3 separate regions of the Homo sapiens genome follow, and all the other regions are linked to region 2. Evidence: read pairs that join two places in POLR2A ChIA-PET (ENCODE). Cell type or tissue: MCF 10A. All regions are shown on one strand. Each heading gives the region's core, and the rest is flanking DNA. Links, peaks and the distances in the headings are about the cores only. Region 1 has its middle 16 kb from the start of ZBTB34. Region 2 has its middle 12 kb from the start of ZBTB43. Region 3 overlaps LOC107987129 (a long non-coding RNA gene).

The links. ChIA-PET counts read pairs that join two places held together with the same protein. Peaks named below come from ENCODE experiments on the same cell type or tissue, not always from the same donor. Only the 100,000 strongest peaks of a DNase experiment are listed, where the experiment ranks them.
Region 1: POLR2A ChIA-PET joins it to region 2 with 6 read pairs; 10 of 35 experiments call an interaction of 5 or more read pairs at or near these places.
Region 3: POLR2A ChIA-PET joins it to region 2 with 5 read pairs; 13 of 35 experiments call an interaction of 5 or more read pairs at or near these places.

The regions. Positions count from the first base shown.
Region 1 is chr9:126,842,252-126,847,251 of GRCh38, forward strand. No RefSeq gene overlaps it. Among named protein-coding and RNA genes, the nearest start is that of ZBTB34, 16 kb to the right of the region's middle. In MCF 10A, for the core only: no CTCF peak of the experiment used is centred there; a DNase peak (open chromatin) is centred at 2,070.
Region 2 is chr9:126,789,418-126,795,759 of GRCh38, forward strand. No RefSeq gene overlaps it. Among named protein-coding and RNA genes, the nearest start is that of ZBTB43, 12 kb to the right of the region's middle. RefSeq lists an enhancer at 2,922-3,091. In MCF 10A, for the core only: no CTCF peak of the experiment used is centred there; DNase peaks (open chromatin) are centred at 2,224, 3,074 and 4,764.
Region 3 is chr9:126,722,033-126,728,638 of GRCh38, forward strand. LOC107987129 (a long non-coding RNA gene) reads left to right here. Exons shown (of 3, transcript XR_001746936.3): 3 at 1-3,383. Among named protein-coding and RNA genes, the nearest start is that of ZBTB43, 80 kb to the right of the region's middle. RefSeq lists an enhancer at 16-75 and silencers at 316-925, 986-1,065. In MCF 10A, for the core only: no CTCF peak of the experiment used is centred there; no DNase peak of the experiment used is centred there.

The DNA.
Region 1 (5,000 bases), core at 1-5,000, 53 kb after region 2:
TTCCATGGATTAAGCCTTCACCCTGACACCAACCCTGCCAGGTAGGTGACATTGCCGTCCCTATCTAACAGGAGAACACTAACTTTCACAGATGTAAGAAACCCAGGCAGCCGGTGTCCTGGGCCCCACTGAGCTAGCTACGCGTGCCCTGTTGCTATCTTGTGACTGCCGGCCCAAGGGCCCAGAATGTCAGAGGAAACCCCACTCTGCCTGCTGGCGCCCTAGAGAGGGGTTCTAAAGGCCAGGGGTTTATCTGGGCCCCTGACCATTGCCCTAGTGTTTATCTCCAAGAGACTGTGGGTCTCAACACCAGCAGAACCTGCTTATCTCCACGTTTTTGGGCCCCAAGCTGGCCTACCCTGTTCCCATTTGCTCTGGGACAGCCACTCCCTCACAGCAGCCTCAACTCCACACGTAGTCTTCTGCCCTTGACTGCTCCAAGGCCTCCTCCTAAGCAGATCTGATGCCATCATCTCCCACGTGAGGTCCGCCTGACAGGATCTCAGCTCCTCAGCTTGGCCTCCAAGGCCCTTCCAGATCTGACACCAGCCCTCTTGTTGGTTCTGTTCCTCTGCTCCCCACTTGGGACCTGGGTACTCTCCTAAGGCTTCTCTTGGCTCTTCCATGATGATTCTGCCTTGAATATTCCCTCCTCCTCTTTTCTATTCACTCCCCTGTGACTTTTCCCCTCCTGGGTGAGCTCCTTTCTATTGTTCTAGGCTCTGCAAAAATCATTGCCAAGACACCTTCCCTGAGCATCCCACCCAGCTGCTTAGCACTCAGTGATCCCATTTCAATTTTTTTTTTTTTTTTTTTTGAGATGGAGAGTCTCCCTCTGTCCCCCCAGGCTGGAGTGCAGTGGCATGATCTTGACTCACTGCTACCTCCACCACCTGCATTCCAGCGATTCTGCTACCGCAGCCTCCCGAGTAGCTGGGACTACAGATGCCTCCCACTACGCCTGGTTAATTTTTGTATTTTTAGTGGAGACAGGGTCTCACCATGTTGGCCAGGCTGGTCTTAGAAGTCCTGACCTCAAGTGATCCACCCACCTCGGCCTCCCAAAGTGCTGGGATTACAGGGGTGAACCAGCACGCCTGGCCCCATTTCATTTTGAACTTGGCTCTGCTGTGGCACTTGTCACTTGGTAATTTTGTATATACCATCCATCTTCACTCCCCTCCCCGCCACACACACCCACATGTCCCCTGCTAGACAGCAGGCTCCTCCGAAACAGGAACTATGACTTCATTGTCTGCCCGTTCCTGGCACAGTCCTGTTCCACACTCAATCAATACTGCTGATTTTTTTTTTTTTTTTTTAATGAATGCAGATTCACTGTTGAGTCTTTACCAGTTACAGCCATGAACTTTTTGCTTCCAAGATCTTAGGAAGTACAGGCACACAACAATGTTACGAAGTGCCCTCTTCCAACTGAATGTCACCTAAGTGTTGCCAAAATTGCCTGTTACCTGAGAATTCTGAGATAAGTATGGGTCTTCTTTTCTAACCCAAATGAAAGATTTTATATCTCAGCAGACAGCTGAAATACTGGACACTGGTTTATGTAAGTTAGGCAGAAGGTGGCAGTGGGATTGATCAGAAAAGGGTTTCTGGTAGAGTCAGTGTGTGTCAAGAGAATGACAGCTGGCAACTAGCTTTGGAGGTAGAATAAATGGAATTGACACATTCTCGATTAAATATACCAGAACTATAGTTATAAAAATTGACTAATTTTGTTGTTAATTTCTGCTGGGAAGCTTGTTCTAGAAGGGCATATTTTCAGTGAGGTTTTGGCACAATCTAAAGCAGATGGTTACATGTTATTTGGTGCTTCATCTAATACTGAAATTTGTGGCAATTGATTAAGGACCGAAAGTTGCTTTTGGACAACTTTCAAATTGTGATTTCACCAATCTGAGCTCCAAGTGACAGTAGCACGTTGTAGTCAGGAAACACAGAATGTGGGCTAGATAACTTAGGAGGTTATATGTAATAAAAAACTGTTTCGTGTGAGTCAGCTCTGAAGAGTATGGTGTGAGCCTGTTCAGACCACCCGAAGTTAGAAAGGGCAGGAGTGAAGTCTGTGACTCACACAGGGAGCTCTGCCAAGGAGGTGCCATGCAGTTCTGCTGGCAGGGGCTTCAGAAGCATCTTAGGACAACTGTTTCCAATCTTTTCAAGTACTGTGGAAGGATGGATATTTATTTATTTATTAATGAATGAATGAACGAGACAGAGTCTCACTCTGTCGCCCGGGCTGGAGTGCAGTGGCATGATCTCGGCTCACTGCAACCTCTGCCTCCTGGGTTCAAGCAATTCTCGTGTCTCAGCCTCCCGAGTAGCTGGGATTACAGGTGCGCACCACCATAACTGGTTTTTTGGGGTTTTTTTTTTTTGTATTTTCAGTAGGGATGGGGTTTCGCCATGTTGCCCAGGCTGGTTTCAAACTCCTCAGCTCAGGAAATCCACCCGCCTCAGCCTCCCAAAGTGCTGGGATTACGGGCTTGAGCCACTGTGCCCGGCCTGTTTTGGACATTAGAAAATTTTGCAGAGCATCCCCTCCACCACATAATAGTTGGTCAAGAAAAATTCAAAATCACAAAACTATTATGAATTCAGTAATGCTTAATGCATTTACATTTATTCTTCAAAAAAATATACAATTGATGCCTGTAATCCCAGCATTTTGGGAGGCCGAGGCGGGCGGATCACCTGAGGTCGGGAGTTCGAGACCAGCCTGACCAACTTGGAGAAACTCCGTCTCTACTAAAAATACAAAAAATTAGCTGGGCATGGTGGCACATGCCTGTAATCCCAGCTACTCGGGAGGCTGAGGCAGGAGAATTGCTTGAACCCAGGAGGCGGAGACTGCAGTGAGCCGAGATGGTGCCATTGCACTCCAGCCTGGGCAATGAGAGCAAAACTCCATCTCAAAAAAAAAAAAAAAAATTGATAGTAGTGCAAATATATGGGGGACCTCAAAAGTAGCTTTATATCCTTCCAGAGTCTGTTCTTTGGCTTAGTCATTCACTCCTTTATTTACCAAATATTTATTGACCATCAGCTTTGACTCTGGGCTGGGTCTACAATGGTGATTTCCCTGTCTTCAGGGGTTGTGAAAATCAGTACACAAAGTAGATAGGTCCCTTGCTGTCTGTGTCTCATAATTGGCTAAACCTTATGAATCCAGACCTATAAATAAAATTTAACCATCAACTTACAGAGAACAATTCTCAAAGCTAACTGTGCTTGGTAACTAGGACACTTTTTTTTTTTTTTTTTGAGACGGAGTCTCGCTCTGTTGCCCAGGCTGGAGTGCAGTGGCACAATCTCAGCTCAGTGCAACCTCTGCCTCCCGGGTTCGAGCAATTCTTCTGCCTCAGCCTCCCTAGTAGGTGGGATTACAGGCATGCGCCAACGTGCCTGGCTAATTTTTGTATTTTTAGTAGAGACGGGGTTTCACCATGTTGGCCAGGCTGTTCTCGAACCCCTGACCTCGTGATCCACCCACCTCGGCCTCCCAAAGTGCTGGGATTACAGGCATGAGCCACCGTGCCCGGCCTAACTGGGACACTCTTAACTGTGAATATGGTCCAAGCTACTGAAATTAATTGATCTGTAGGACAAGACCAAAGTTAAGGCCACTTCTTGTAATAGCTGTGTAGCTATCTTCAATCACATCTCCTTTGCTGGGTGCTTTCAGTTAACTCATAACTTATCACCTGACTTTGAAAAGGGGCAAAACTTCTCCATCAAAGGTTTCTATTTCTGCCTCCTAGGCTTTTCCCATTCCCCTATTTGAGCAGAACCTTTTTCTTATGTTTCACCTGCCATAGTTCAGCACGTTGACTTCACAAGGGCAGCATGGAAGCTGTAGAATAAATCAGACCCTCAAACAGCAGTATCCATCTAGTAGGCAGAGTCATGCTTTCAAAAAACCATAAGAGCCTAATGCTGTGTGATGTTCTAAGCACTGGAGATACAGCAGTAAATAAAATAGATTTTTTAAATCCCTCCTATCCTGGAGTTCACATTCTAAAGACAGGTAAGAGTGGTCCCTCTCCAATGCTAATGAGAAGTACCACGGACTCTCATGTAGGAACAGAATACCTAGGAAAGACGCAGGAAGAATGGCTGGAATTCTGACCTTGGGAAATGTGGATTGGAGTGAAGAAGAGGCCATCCACTGCCAACACCAAAGTATGAAGAAAGGTACGGAGGTGGGAAAGTGTGGAGGTAGCTGTGGAAATACAGTAGGAAAGGTAGGTTGAGGGCCATATTGTTACCATAGTAATGTATATCAACTTCCGAGCATTTACTTATGCCAGGCTGTGTGCTACCTTCCAGATGTGTAATCTCATTAGGTCCATACTACAACCCAGCTTGACAGGGGAAACTGAGGCTGAGACAGGTTAAGTGATGGAGCTGGAATTCTGAACTAGGTTGTCTGACGCTAGCACCCCAGCTCACAATGATGACACCGCATTGCTGCACAAGGTCACGAAGGGCTACAGATTTCAGGCTGAGGACTGGTGGACTTGATTTCATAGGAGCTCATCAGAGCTGCCAGGAAGATTAGCCTGAATGATAGGATCTAGGACGTGGTGTGTGTGCTGCATTCCCTACGTGGGCTGAGTGACTAATAATAGGCTTACCAATATGGTCTCCTGGGTGTGGAACAGGTGCCTGGAGGGAGGAGCCACCAGGAGCCCAGGTAGGTCAAGTTCAAAGTCAGTGATGAAATGAGGCAAACCCAACTCCTAGTAGCCTAATGGGGGGCTGTTGTTAGCCTAAGTAGGGCCATCTGAGAACAAGGATTGCAGAGGCTCCTAAACCTGGTTTTCTTCCATGGGACTTGCCTCTGGCAGTGGTCACGCAACCTTCCAGTCATGTATGCCAGCCAAACTCCAATGAGCAATTCCTTTCATATAATCAAGCATTGCTCCACCAGTGTCCTCAGGATGAGCCATGCTCGTGCCCTCCTTTCCATGAGGCTC
Region 2 (6,342 bases), core at 1-5,000:
CCTGAGTAGCTGGGAGTACAGCCGCCCGCCACCACGCCCGGCTAATTTTTTGTATTTTTAGTAGAGACGGGGTTTCACCGTGTTAGCCAGGATGGTCTCGATCTCCTGACCTTGTGATCCGCCCACCTCAGCCTCCCAAAGTGCTGGGATTACAGGCGTGAGCCACCGCGCCCGGCCCACTTGCGGCATATTTTTCTAACACAGGTGCTCATAGGAGGTCCTGGGGCTGACCGTAGTCCTTTTGTTTCAGGGGATGGAGGTACCTGGGCACCAGGCTGTTTCCCTTCCTAGACTGTGGGCTCCATCTGTCAAGAACCATGTCAGAACAGCTCAATATGGGGTTCCCAGCATTTAGCCTAGGGGCTGGTACACAGCAGACACTTGACATCTATAAAACAAAGGAATGAGTGAATGTCTGGAGGATGAGAGAGGAGTGGCAGGAGAGAGGGCAGGAAGATGGGTGGGCTGGGGGCTTCAGGAACCGGGCTAGAGGCAGAAAGATGAGACAGTACAGTGAGGTAGCTCGGAGTGTGGATTCAAGAGCCAGACCCTCATCCCCATCACTTACCAGCTGTGTGACCTTCAGTGAGTTACTTCACCTCTCTGTGCCTTAATTTGTTGATCTGTAAAAATAGAGCTAAGAATAGCACCTCCCTTGATGGATTGTAAGAGAATTCACTGGGCTAATATTTGCAAAAGACATAGATAGCAGTACACAAGTGTTCATTAAACAAAGAAATACATATATGCATGCATACATACATACATACACAAACACACAAATGAATAAATACAATAAAAAGATGAATAAATTTGTTTCTCTTTCAAAGCCAGGAGAAAATGCAGCAGAAGGTGGTACTGGGGTTCCCTATTCAAGTGGTGGGAAGGCAGTGTAGTGCTTTGACTCTGAAAGTACATAGGTTTAAGAGCATCAAGATAAATGCCCCAGCTGGCAAGAACCTCTAGACTAGAGGGTATTGCATTAGCATACTGTTAGTTAAGGAGTTATAGCTCTTAGGATACCAGCTTCTGCACAATAAAATGATTTTTAAAACATTTTTAAAACCCGATTAAAACATAATGCTCTGTTGAGTTACTGCCACAAAATGTTTTGTTTGCAAATTACAGCCTAGTGGATTTAATTTACTTTCTGCTGACACCCGTATTAGACATGATGGACCAGGCAAGCACAGCAAGGCTGCAGGCTGCGGAACAGCATTGCAGGAATTGGAGCTTGCGGCTCCACCGTGGAGCATCTGTGGAGGAGGTGGCATGGCCAGGCCTCTCCACTCCCACCACTAGGTCCTGAGGGTCTTACTAATGGCCTGTCACTATGGTCCTTCCCATAGGCTCTCTGCACCATGGAGGGTTTGGGGCTTGGCAGGACACTGTACACTGAGGACAGAGACTGAAAAGGTGATCCAGGGCCAAGTTCAGCCACCTGATTGTTTGCCTGGCTCACACCAAGATTTCAAAAAATTTGAGCCAAGCTTTTTTTTTTTTTTTTTTTTAGTGCAGTGGTGCAATCTCAGCTCACTGCAATCTCTGCCTCCCGGGTTCAAGCGATTCTCCTGCCTCAGCCTTCCAAGTAGCTGGGATTACAAGCATGTGCCACCATGCCTGGCTACTTTTTGTATTTTTAGTAGAAATGGGGTTTCACCATGTTGGCCAGGCTGGACTCAAACTCCTGACCTCAGGTGATCCGCCCACCTCGGCCTCCAAAAGTGCTGGAATTATAGGCATGAGCCACTGTGCCTGGCCTGAGCCAACATTTAAAAATCAGGAGGTACAGGCTGGGTGTGGTGGCACGCGCCTGTAATCCCAGCTACTCGGGAGGCTGAGGCAGGCAAATTGCTTGATCCTAGGAGGCGGAGGTTGCGGTGAGCCAAGATTGTGCCACTGTTCTCCTGTCTGGACAACAGAGTGAGACCCTGTCTCAAAAAGAAAAGAAAAACAAAATCAGGAGGTACTACTTTAAAAATCTTGATGTTTTACTACTCTTGAAAAATGAGAACAACGGGCAACACTGGGCTGTCATTGTCATGGCAACAAAAGGCTGGAGTATGTATGAGTGGTCATGTGCTTTCGGTTTGTCACACTCTCTACCCTTCCCTACCGCCTCAGGAATCTGAGACGCACTGAAGTCCTATTTGCTGGTGCATGTGAGCTGTTGTTTTTTCTCTGGGTGGAGAAGTATTTCCAGACTCCATAGGTATCATTCCAGTACCAGCAGGAAACAGATGACACACTCAAGTTGAGTAATTGAGGAGAGTTTAGCAATGAGATTATTTACAAAGGTATAAACAGGGATTAAGAAAAGCAACAGGGAAGGAATGATTTAGTACCCTGGGGCTAGGAACACTGGGGACTGTTGCCACCCTAAATTTGAAGCGGTGCAGACAGGGGACCTGGAGAGATTTACTGACGGAGCTGAGGCTGGGTCAAGGGCTGTGGCCAGCCCACGGGGACTCCACAGGAAGGGAGCCCGGAAAATGATTTTTTAAATGTACTCCTCCTTCCCTCCAGTCTCCCCTGGGGATCCCAGGGGCCACACCAGCTGGAAGCTAGCAGACAGAAGAGTCCATATGAATCAGCCCCCCAAACACAGACTTGGGGTGGGGAGGCAGAGAGGATCTGTGGGAAGAGCCAAATGGAAGACAGCCAGCCTGTCACATGTCCTTCAGAAGTGGCAGGATGGCCAGGCGTGGTGGCTCAGACCTGTAATCCCAGCACTTTGGGAGGCCAAGGTGGGTGGATCACTTGAGGTCAAGAGATTGAGACCAGCCTGGCCAACATGGTGAAACCCTGTCTCTATTAAAAATTAGCCAGGCATGGTGAAGCAGCCTAATTGGGAGACTTGAAGCAGGAGAATCAGTTGAACCTGGGAGGAGGAGGTTGCAGTGAGCTGAGATTGCACCACTACACTCCAGCCTGGACAACAGAGCAAGATGCTGTCTCAAAAAAAAAAAAAATGGCAGGACAAAAAAATACACATAGAGGAGCCAATATCTAAGGACAAATGAGAGTGCATAGCTTTGTGTAGATGTTAAGAATATGCATTCTGGCCGGGCATGGTGACTCACACGTATAATCCCAGCACTTTGGGAGGCCAAGGCAGGCAGATCACGAGGTCAGGAGATTGAGAAATTCCTGGCTAACATAGTGAAACCCCATCTCTACTAAAAATACAAAAAATTAGCTGGGCATGGTGGCACACACCTGTAGTCCCAGCTACTCGGGAGGCTGAGGCAGAAGAATCGCCTGAACCTGGGAGGTGGAGGTTGCAGTGAGCTGAGATCACGCCACTGTACTCCAGCCTGGGCAACAAAGCAAGACTCCGTCTTGAAAAAAAAAAAGAATATGCATCCTTATACAGTTAATGTGCAAATGTCTACTGTTCTCATTTGCATCACCGACTTTACCTCTTGGGAAAGCTTGCCTCCCCTTGACCCCTTCATGCCCCCTCTCACCCCACCACACCATGTTTTTGTGCTGTTTCCTCTTTGGGAAATGGATGGAACTTTCCATCTTCAAACGGAAATAGCATTAGAGGATCCTACCCCTCCGCCCCTCTGTGTGGGGAGGCAGAGGACAGGTGACAGCTCAGACACTGGCCTCCCCTGGACCTGCCCTCATCAACAGCTTGTCCCTTGTTTCTGTTCCCGATGTCAAGCAGTATCTCAGCAAGGCAGAGCATCCCTGCTCCAGGAAGAGGGCTCTCCTACAGCCAGGAGAGAAATTCTGTTCTGGAGGCTGGGCATGGTGGCTCACGCCTGTGAGCACTCCCAATCTCAGCACTTTGGGAGGCCAGGGTGGATGGATCACTTGAGTGCAGGAGTTTGAGACCAGTCTGGGCCACACAGGGAAACCCCGTGTTTGTATTTTTGTTTCTACAAAAGATTAGCTGGGCAGGTGATGGCACACCTAGCTACTAAAGGGGCTGAGGTGGGAGGATCACCTGAGCCCGGGAGGTCAAGGCTACAGTGAGCCATGACTGTGCCATTGCACTCCAGCCTGGGTGAGAGAGTAAGACTCTGTCTCAAAAAACGAAAAAAGAAAAGAAAAGAGAAAAGAAGTTCAGTTCTGGGAGCGGGGAGGGAAGATTTTGGCCCCAGGTTCCAGTTGCATTCTCCAATTTAGATCTACCAGGAATAAAGCTGAAGCCATTGTCTCTATTTGATCTCAATCCCTTATGCCCTGTATTGAGACTCCCTAGCATGACACCCCATCCTGTGTTTGAGGAATTCCCCATTCTCCAAAACTTGGAGAGAGGCGGAAACTACGCCCCACTGTAGAAGCCCAAAGGGCCAGTTTGTTGCTTCCTCAGCCTCCCTTGCAGCCAGGGAGCAGACGCTGGCCAGCCTCAGCCAACCAGAGGACTCTGACTCGGCAGCTAGTGGCACATGAGGGCAGTGGTGGCAGCAAGATCTGCTTCCAAAGTAGCAGGGGCAGCGCAGTGCAGACTGGAGGGGACGGGGGATCCAGTTGGCAGCAGCAACCGCACTGGCAAAAGTGGTGGCCATGGTGGTGGCAGCAGTGTTCTGGCCACCCCAGTTCTGTGGCCTGATTGTGGGTGCGGCTTGGCTGCATAGTCACAGAGCTCGATTTTCCAGCCCTCTTGGGGATCAGATCCTTTTAGTGAATTCTTTTTCTACTGTAATCAGCCAGACTCCATTTCTGTTCTGTGCAGCTTAGAATGTCTACCCAGACATGTGCACACATGTCCCAAAAGCCAGAACCCTGGAAGAAAGAGTGGGTGACTCCTCCAACCACTCCCCCGAGCAACCACCTCACAGCCTGTGTGTCAGTTAAGAGTGTCTTGATTGTAAAGAAACAAAAACAAAAACAAAATTGCAAACTGATGAGCAATGAAGGGAATGTGTTGGTTCACCTGGGTCTGGTGAGGTGAAGCTGGATCCAGATTCTCACCAAGACACTGACTTTTCCCTACCTGTGTTTTATATCTTTCTTGCTGTCAACTTCATTTCCAGCCCCCTCACACAGGCTCTTGCAATTCCAGGCTCTCTCCTTACAGAAATAAAATGGCTGCAATGGTTCCTGACCTCGCATCCTCCCACACCATCCAACAAAAGGGTGTCTCTTCCAGTAGCTCCCCACAACTCCTGGGGTGTCCAGCTGGTCCCACAGCCTGAAGCAGAGCTGCCCAGTTGAGCCCAGCTTAAACCAGCCAGCCCTTAACTGATCTGCAGACACACAAATGAGAATAGGTAATTACTGTTGTAAGCCACTGAGCCTTGCGGTGGATTGTTTTGTAATAACAGCAGGCGGACACAGTCATCGGCGCTGAAACTGGGAGCCTGCCATAATAAAAACTTCAAATATGAGGCATTGGGTTTGGGACCAGGCAATAAGCAACAAGGAAATATTTACGGGGGGCTGGAAAGTGGTGAGAAAACTTATAGGAAACAGGAAAAGGCAGCCTGTGTTAAGTAGTGGGAAACATTTAGTAAAACTCCTGTGTATGAAGATTTGAATGAGAAAAATGTATCTAATGAAGTTTTAGAGTTGGGAGAAGACATTTAGAGGCAAAACGTCAAAAGTAGGACTTTCTTGGCGGGCCATGGTGGCTCAAGCCTGTAATCCCAGCACTTTGGGAGGACGAGGCAGGTGGATCACCTGAGGTCGGGAGTTCGAGACCAGCCTGGCCAACATGGTGAAACCCCATCTCTACTAAAAATATAAAAATTGGCCAGGTGTGGTGGCACGGCCTGTGGTCCCAGCTACTCAGGAGGCTGACGCAGGAGAATTGCTTGAACCCGGGAGACAGACGTTGCAGTGAGCCAAGATCATGCCACTGCACTCCAGCCTGGGCAACAGAGAGAGACTCTGTCTCAAAAAAAAAAAAAAAAAAAAAAAAGTAGGACTTTCTTGGTGTTAGATAAATTTGAAAAGACACTACTATAAGAAAGAGATGTGCTCAGAAAAGAAATGGCCAATTTCACAAGCAATAATTAGGGAGAATATGGAGTCCAGAAATTGCTAGGTTGGAAAAATAAAAATAATGTCCAACCTCTCCAGACAGTAGAAGATTCTTATATCAAGGCCGGGTGCGGTGGCTCACGCCTGTAATCCCAGCACTTTGGGAGGCTGAGGCAGGTGGATCACGAGGTCAGGAGATCGAGACCATCCTGGCTAACACAGTGAAACCCCATCTCTACTAAAAAAAAAAAAAAACAAAAACAAACAAACAAAAAAAACCAAGATTCTTATATCAAAATACGATTTAGGGACAAAAATTAAATCAAGGGCGTGGATCCTTTCAGCTGACAAAAAAGGCTTCTAGAAAGATTAAAAGGTATTAAGGGTATGGTCCCACAAAAT
Region 3 (6,606 bases), core at 969-5,968, 66 kb before region 2:
AAATCCTGACTTATTCGCTCTGTGTCTTTAGGCAGTGACTCCTCAGACCCTCCGTGCCCTCTGCTCACCCTTCCTCCTGTCTCACCCCTCTGCGGTTCACAGCCCCTCTTCCCTCAGGCCCCTCTTGTTCACACTTATCTCCTGTTCATGTGCCCCTCTCCTCCTTCGACCCCACTCCCAGGCCACACGCCTCTCACGCCCACACCTAGGGCAGGTTCCCCACTGTCTCCAGATTGATACTGGTCAGTTACCTCAGGGTTCTGAAGGAAGAGCGCTGAGACCCAGAGGCCACCCCATGCCCCTCCCTTTACCTCCAGCCCCCAACCTGGTCTCCAGGCAGGTGCCAGCCCGGGCCGGCCTCGGGGACCTGGCTGGCCTGCCTGGCTCGACTGGAGTATTCCGCCCTGACTCAGGTCTTGGGAACACCGCTCTGCCCCCAGGGGAAGTTGGGGGTGGCGGTGGCAACTGGGCTTCCAGGCTGGCCCGGATTTCTGCTCCTCTGACTCCCTCCCCCAGCAGTCCCCTCCCACCGCCCACCCCGCTGCGCTCCCCGGGAGCAGGGGAGAGGCGTGGCCCGAGACGAGGCCCAGAAAGGGGGCGGGGCCGGACGGAGACGTTCCGAGGCCAGCCCCGCCCCCTGGGCCCCGACAGCCCAGACCCCCTCCGGGAAGGCCCCGGGAACCAGAGTAGGGCACAGGCCGGGCGCCCCTCGGAGTTCGGACGCCCCGGGCCTGACCCGCACCCGGCCTGGTGGGGCCACCCCTCGGCCGGGGAGGCTCCCAGAGCCAGCACCCGCTTCCTCCCCAGGGCGGGGCCCGGCGGCCATGGGCCAAGCGCCGTAAAATTTAAAGAGGTGAGAGAGACACTTCGCAGAAACCTCAGCGGCGCGGGGAAATGAAATAAGGCCTCCCCCCGGGGCGCCCGCCCCCGCCCGCGCTGCCCAGGCCCCAGGTCACCCTGGAGGGTCCAGGTGCGGGCCCCGCGCACAGCAGCCTCTCCCCGGGCGGGCGAGGGCTCTCTCCCTTTCCAGCGCTGCCCCAGGCACTCGGGGATCGGGACCCAGCCAACGGCCCCAGTCCCAGGCGGGGGCCGAGCTGGCCCGAGAAGCTCTCCCCCTCCAGGGCAGAGAGCGTCCCCTCCCCCACGTGGAAAAGCAAACCCAGACCCCCCTGCCCCACTAAAAACTTGTCCCTCTCCTTTCTCGGTGTCCATGGTGGGTCTGGTTCCCACCGCTCCCTCCCTCCCCGCACAGTCTGAGACCCCCTTCCCCGGGCCGCCCCGTCGATCCCAGGTGATGGATGGAGCCTTCAGGGAGCCCGCGCGGGCGGGCTAGGCTCGGGCGGAAATGAAGAGGATAAGATCTGCGAGCAGAGCCGCCTGACACCGTGATATCCGCCTGGCTCGCTGCGCTCCGGGTGATGGATGGGGCGGAGCTCCCCACCCCCCAGCCCCGGAACCTGGCGCCCCTCCCAGAAACACCGCTCCGCTGCCACACACGCGGCCGCCGGACTCCCAGCCACCGGCGCACTCACGCGGCGCCCCCCACGCATCAGCCCGGCGCGCACGAAGGGAACCGTTCCTCTTCCCAGTCCCCTGGCGCTAGCACCAGCAGGACTGCCCTTAGCGCACACCACACCTTACCCACTTGCCCATCACACAGCCTCTTCCGCGCACGCACATACACATGCATGCAAGCTGCACGCCACCCCTCCCGCCCCCCAAACATGTGTTCTTTCCTGAGTCTTGGAGCCACTCAGGAAGAGGGTTTGACTACCGTGAAACTCAGCCCTGGGCGGGGGTCTTGGGACAGGGAACAGAACAGCAATTGCTAATTGTGCTTAGCATCTTGTTCGGCCACTGAGCAGGTCGGGCTTGGCATGGACCACGGCAGCTGAGGCGCCAGGACTGTCCGAGCAGGCCTCACCATCAGTGTTACCATGGTTACCATCTTCCTAGCATTATCACTCAGCGACATCATCGTTACCATGGTTACAGGCACCGCATCTCCCTCTTCCGCGTTGCTGCCATTTGATTCCCATCACCATTACCATTCATTCATTCACTCATTCGTGTATCACTCATCCCCTCTATTCATCAGCTGGGGATAGAGAGATAAGTCAGTCGGTCCCCACCTTTGAGAGCGCACAGCTGAAATAGGGGAGGCAGAGGTAAGCAGCCAAGAGCCTGGTGCATTCTGTAGAGCCCTGAGGAACAATGAGGCCTTGCCACATAGATGGCACCAGGCAGGAAGGACCACAGTAAGAAGAAAGGCATGCAGCTGTCAACAGCATCATCGCCACCACGGGGTGCTCCATGTGCTTGGAGGAGAGTACACTCTCCGGGGCAGGCAAGCAGGGCAGTCATGGGCAGGCAGTAAGGAGAGGAAACCGGTTTGGGCCACACCATGAAGGTTTAATGACCCAAGGTTCCTGTGGCACAGTGATTAAGAGCCAGTCTTAGGGAGTCTGAATGAAGGACCTGGACTTGAATCCTGACTTTGCCACCCCCTGGCTTAGGGACGTTGGGCCCGTCATTTCTGCAGTGTCTGGCACTTTGGAAGTGCTCTGGAAGTCATTGTTTTCATTACTATTCTTTTTCCTAGAGGCCACGCTTTTGGCCTCTAGGAAAGCTCAGGTTCCTCTCTTCCCTAACCTACAGCTAAGCCACACCTCTGAGGAGCCAACGTAGGTGGTTAAGGCCAAGGTTATTACTGGAGGGTGAAGTCTGGGAGCGGAGCTTTCCTAGAACCAGTCCACCTGTGTGTGCCCTCTCCTTTGTTTCCGTGTGGCTGCAGGCTGGAGGACCAGGGATTGTCTGTCATAAGGAAGGAGTTCCTACCCCTGCACATGCTAGGCAGGTAAAGGCTTGTTCCCGCTTACCTGAGCCAGGGATTCAACACCATGATTGGAACCCAGGGCCTTAGGTGATTGTTCTTTATCCAGGGTTTCCATCAGAACCACTGCTGGATTTTTTTTTTTTTAAATATGGGTGCCTGGCGGCCTGGAAAACATAGTGAGACATTGTCTCTACTGAAAATAAAATAAAATAAATTAGCAGGACGTGGTGGTACACACCTGTAGTCCCAGCTACTTGGAAGGCTGAGGCAGGAGGATCTCTTGAGCCATAAGGTCGAGGCTGCAGTGAGCTGTGATTGTGCCACTGCACTACAGCCTGGGTGATAGAGCAAGACCCCTTCTCAAGAAAAAAAAAAAAAGAAAAAAGATTTGTGCCTTATTATATCTATCTGATTGTGCCTTCCTTGTCTCTTTTTACTACCTTCTTCACACCTACTGACTCAGAAGTGACTACGGTTTTTTGTTTTTGTTTTCTTTTTGTTTTTTTGAGATGGAGTTTTGCTCTTGTTGCCCAGGCTGGAGTGCAATGGCTCGATCTCAGCTCACTGCAACCTCTGCCTCCTGGGTTCAAGCGTCTCCTGCCTCAGCCTTTCCTGAGTAGCTGGGATTACAGGCATACACCACGACACCCAGCTAATTTTGTATTTTTAGTAGAGATGGGGTTTCTCCATGTTGGTCAAGCTGGTCTCAAACTCCCGACCTCAGGTGATCCTCCCGCCTCAGCCTCCCAAAGTGCTGGAATTACAGGCATGAGCCACCAAGCTCGGCCAACTACTGTTTTTAGCTGGTGTTTATTCTGCCTGTTCTCATGTTTACACTTTTACTATAAAGGTACCTGTAAAAATGTAGCATTATTTTGTGTATTTACATAAGTTGTTATAAACTATCATGTACATATTTACCTGAACAGAATCATTCCCAACTTTTCACTAAACATTATTTTCTAGGATTTGTCCACATTGATATATGTAGCTTTTGTTCATTCCTTTTATCTGATGATAAGTAGCCCGTTGTACAAAACGACTGAAATTTCTTTATTTACCCCACTGTTTGTAGACATACAGATTGTTTTCTGGTTTTGTTGCAATTACAAATGATCATCCTCATGCATGTCTGTTTGTGTATTACAGCAAAATGGCTCTGGCGCATACACTAAGGAGTGGAATTGCTTGGTGCCAGGGTGTGTATATTGTCAAATTGTATTTCCAAATTGCTCTCCAAAGTTGTTGCCCTAATTTACCCTGCCACCAGCAGTGCGCAAATCTTCATTTCTCCACATCCTTACTAATACTTGCTACTGCCAGACTTTTAAATTTTTGCCCATTTGAAGGATGTGATATGATATCTTGTTAATCTTTTAACTGTGGGGGTCTTCACCCAATTATGAATGAAGTAGTTGAGCATCTTTTCATTTGTTATGGGAAATTCCCATTTTCTCCTTTGCGTATTTGCTGTTCGCACCCTTTGTCTATTTTTCTGCTGGTTGTTTGTCTTTACCTTATTGGACTGAAGAAGTTGTTTACATAAACTGAATATAAATCCTTTACATTTTTTATTGTGAAAATATTTTCTCCGACTTTGTGGTTTTAAAATACTTTTGAAGAGTGTTATTTCAAATTTTATTTCATTTTTAGATGATAAAAAATAGCCGTATATATTATATATTTATGGGGTACAATGTGATGTTTTGATATATGTTTAAATTGTGGAATGATCAAAGCAAGCTAATTAACAAATCCATCACTGCACATTCTTAGTTTTTCATGGTCAAAACATATAAAATCAACTCAGTAATTTTGATAAATTTTTTTCTGTACTTCAATGGATGTAAAAACTTTTTTAAATTTAGGATGCCTTTATATATAATGGTTTTGGCACAAGGATAGGCAAATAAAACAATAGAACAGAATGAAGAGTCAGATTTATCAGTCTTCAGAGTTAGTGCTTTTCTTCCTCCCTCCCTCCCTCCCTCCCTCTTTCCTTCCTTTCTTCCCTTCTCTCCTTCCTTTCTCCTTTTATTCCTTCCTTCCTTCTTTCCTTCTGTCCTTTCCTCTTTCCTTCCTTCCTTCTTTCTTTCCAATACTTAAGAAATTTTTCCCTAAACAAGACCATGAGATATTCTTTAATAATTTCTTCTATTTTATTTTTTATTTGTATTTATTTATTTTTTGAGATGGAGTCTCGCTCTGTCACCCAGGCTGGAGTGCAGTGGTACAATCTCAGCCCACTGCAAACTCTGCCTCCCAGTTTCCAGTGATTCTCCTGCCCCAGCCTCCCGAGTAGCTGGGACTACAGGTGCACGCTACCACACCCAGCTAATTTTTGTATTTTTAGTCAAGATGGAGTTTCATCATGTTGGTCAGGCTGGTCCCAAACTCCTGACCTCAGGTGATCCACCCTCCTCGGCCTCCCAAATTGCTGGGATTACAGGTGTGAGCCACCTCACCCAGCTGATTTCTTCTATTTTAAATGCTTTGATTTTTTTTTTTTTTTGCATTTAGGCCTTCAATCACCTAGAATTTATTTCTATATATGATCTTCCAAATATTACATATTATTTTATATTGGCTTTCATATTGATAGCCAGTTCTTCCAGCACTATATATTACATGGCTCCCCACTTCTGCACTGATTAGTGAAGCTGTCACGGGTATATACAGAGTTTTCTCTGACATATGGAAGTCAGTTTCTGGGCTCTGTTTTTTGTTCTACTGATCTACTTGTTTATCCTTTGCCCCACCCACACAGTTTTAATGACTGTATCCGTATAAGAAATCTTGATCGTGGGCAGATGCAACAGAGACTGGCTAGCTCTTCACTACACCTATTTCCTCTTGTTCTTGGTACCACAACTGGGCTCCATCTCACAACCTCTCTTGTAAGTAGATGTGGCCACTTAAGTGAGTTCTGACCACTGATGTGAATGGAAACAACGTACACCATTTCTAGGCATTGCCTATAAAATGTCCCATGCATGACCCTTCATCCTCTTTCTCCTCCCACCACCTTGATGCAAACAAGCATAATGACCTTGAAAGATGGGATCCCAGAATGGAAGAAGCCTGAGTCTCCAAATTGCTACATAAAGAAAGCTGCCCACTGAAAAGAAATGTCCATTTTGGATTTTACACCAGCTGGAAATAAATTATTATTATTATTTTCTTTTTTATTATTATTTTTTTTTTGATGGAGTCTTGCTCTGTTGCCAGGCTGGAGTGCAGTGGTGCAATCTCAGCTCACTGCAACCTCCATCTCCTGGGTTCAAGCGATTCTCCTGCCTCAGGCTCCCGAGTAGCTGGGACTACAGGTGTGCACCACCATGTCCAGCTAAGTTTTGTGTTTTTAGTAGAGACGGGGTTTTGCCATGTTGGCCAGGATGGTCTCGATATCTTGACCTCGTGATCCACCCACCTTGGCCTCCCAAAGTGCTAGGATTACAGGCGTAAGCCACCGTGCCTGGCCTAGAAATAAACTTTTATTACGCTTGGGCCTTAAATATGTTGAGGTTTGTTTGTTTCAGCAGCTAGTGTTACCCTAATACAGCATGGCTAAGTGTGTACCTACCCTCCCCCTTGTTCCTCCTCTTTAAAATTGTCTCGACTGTTCTTGGCTCTTATCCTCACAGGAATTTTAAGATCAATTGACGGACTTCCTTAAAAAAAAAAAAAAACTTGCTATGTCTTTGGTTGGAATTCCATTTAATTTCTATATTAATTTGTGGGGACTTACTATTCTTATAATACTGAGTCTT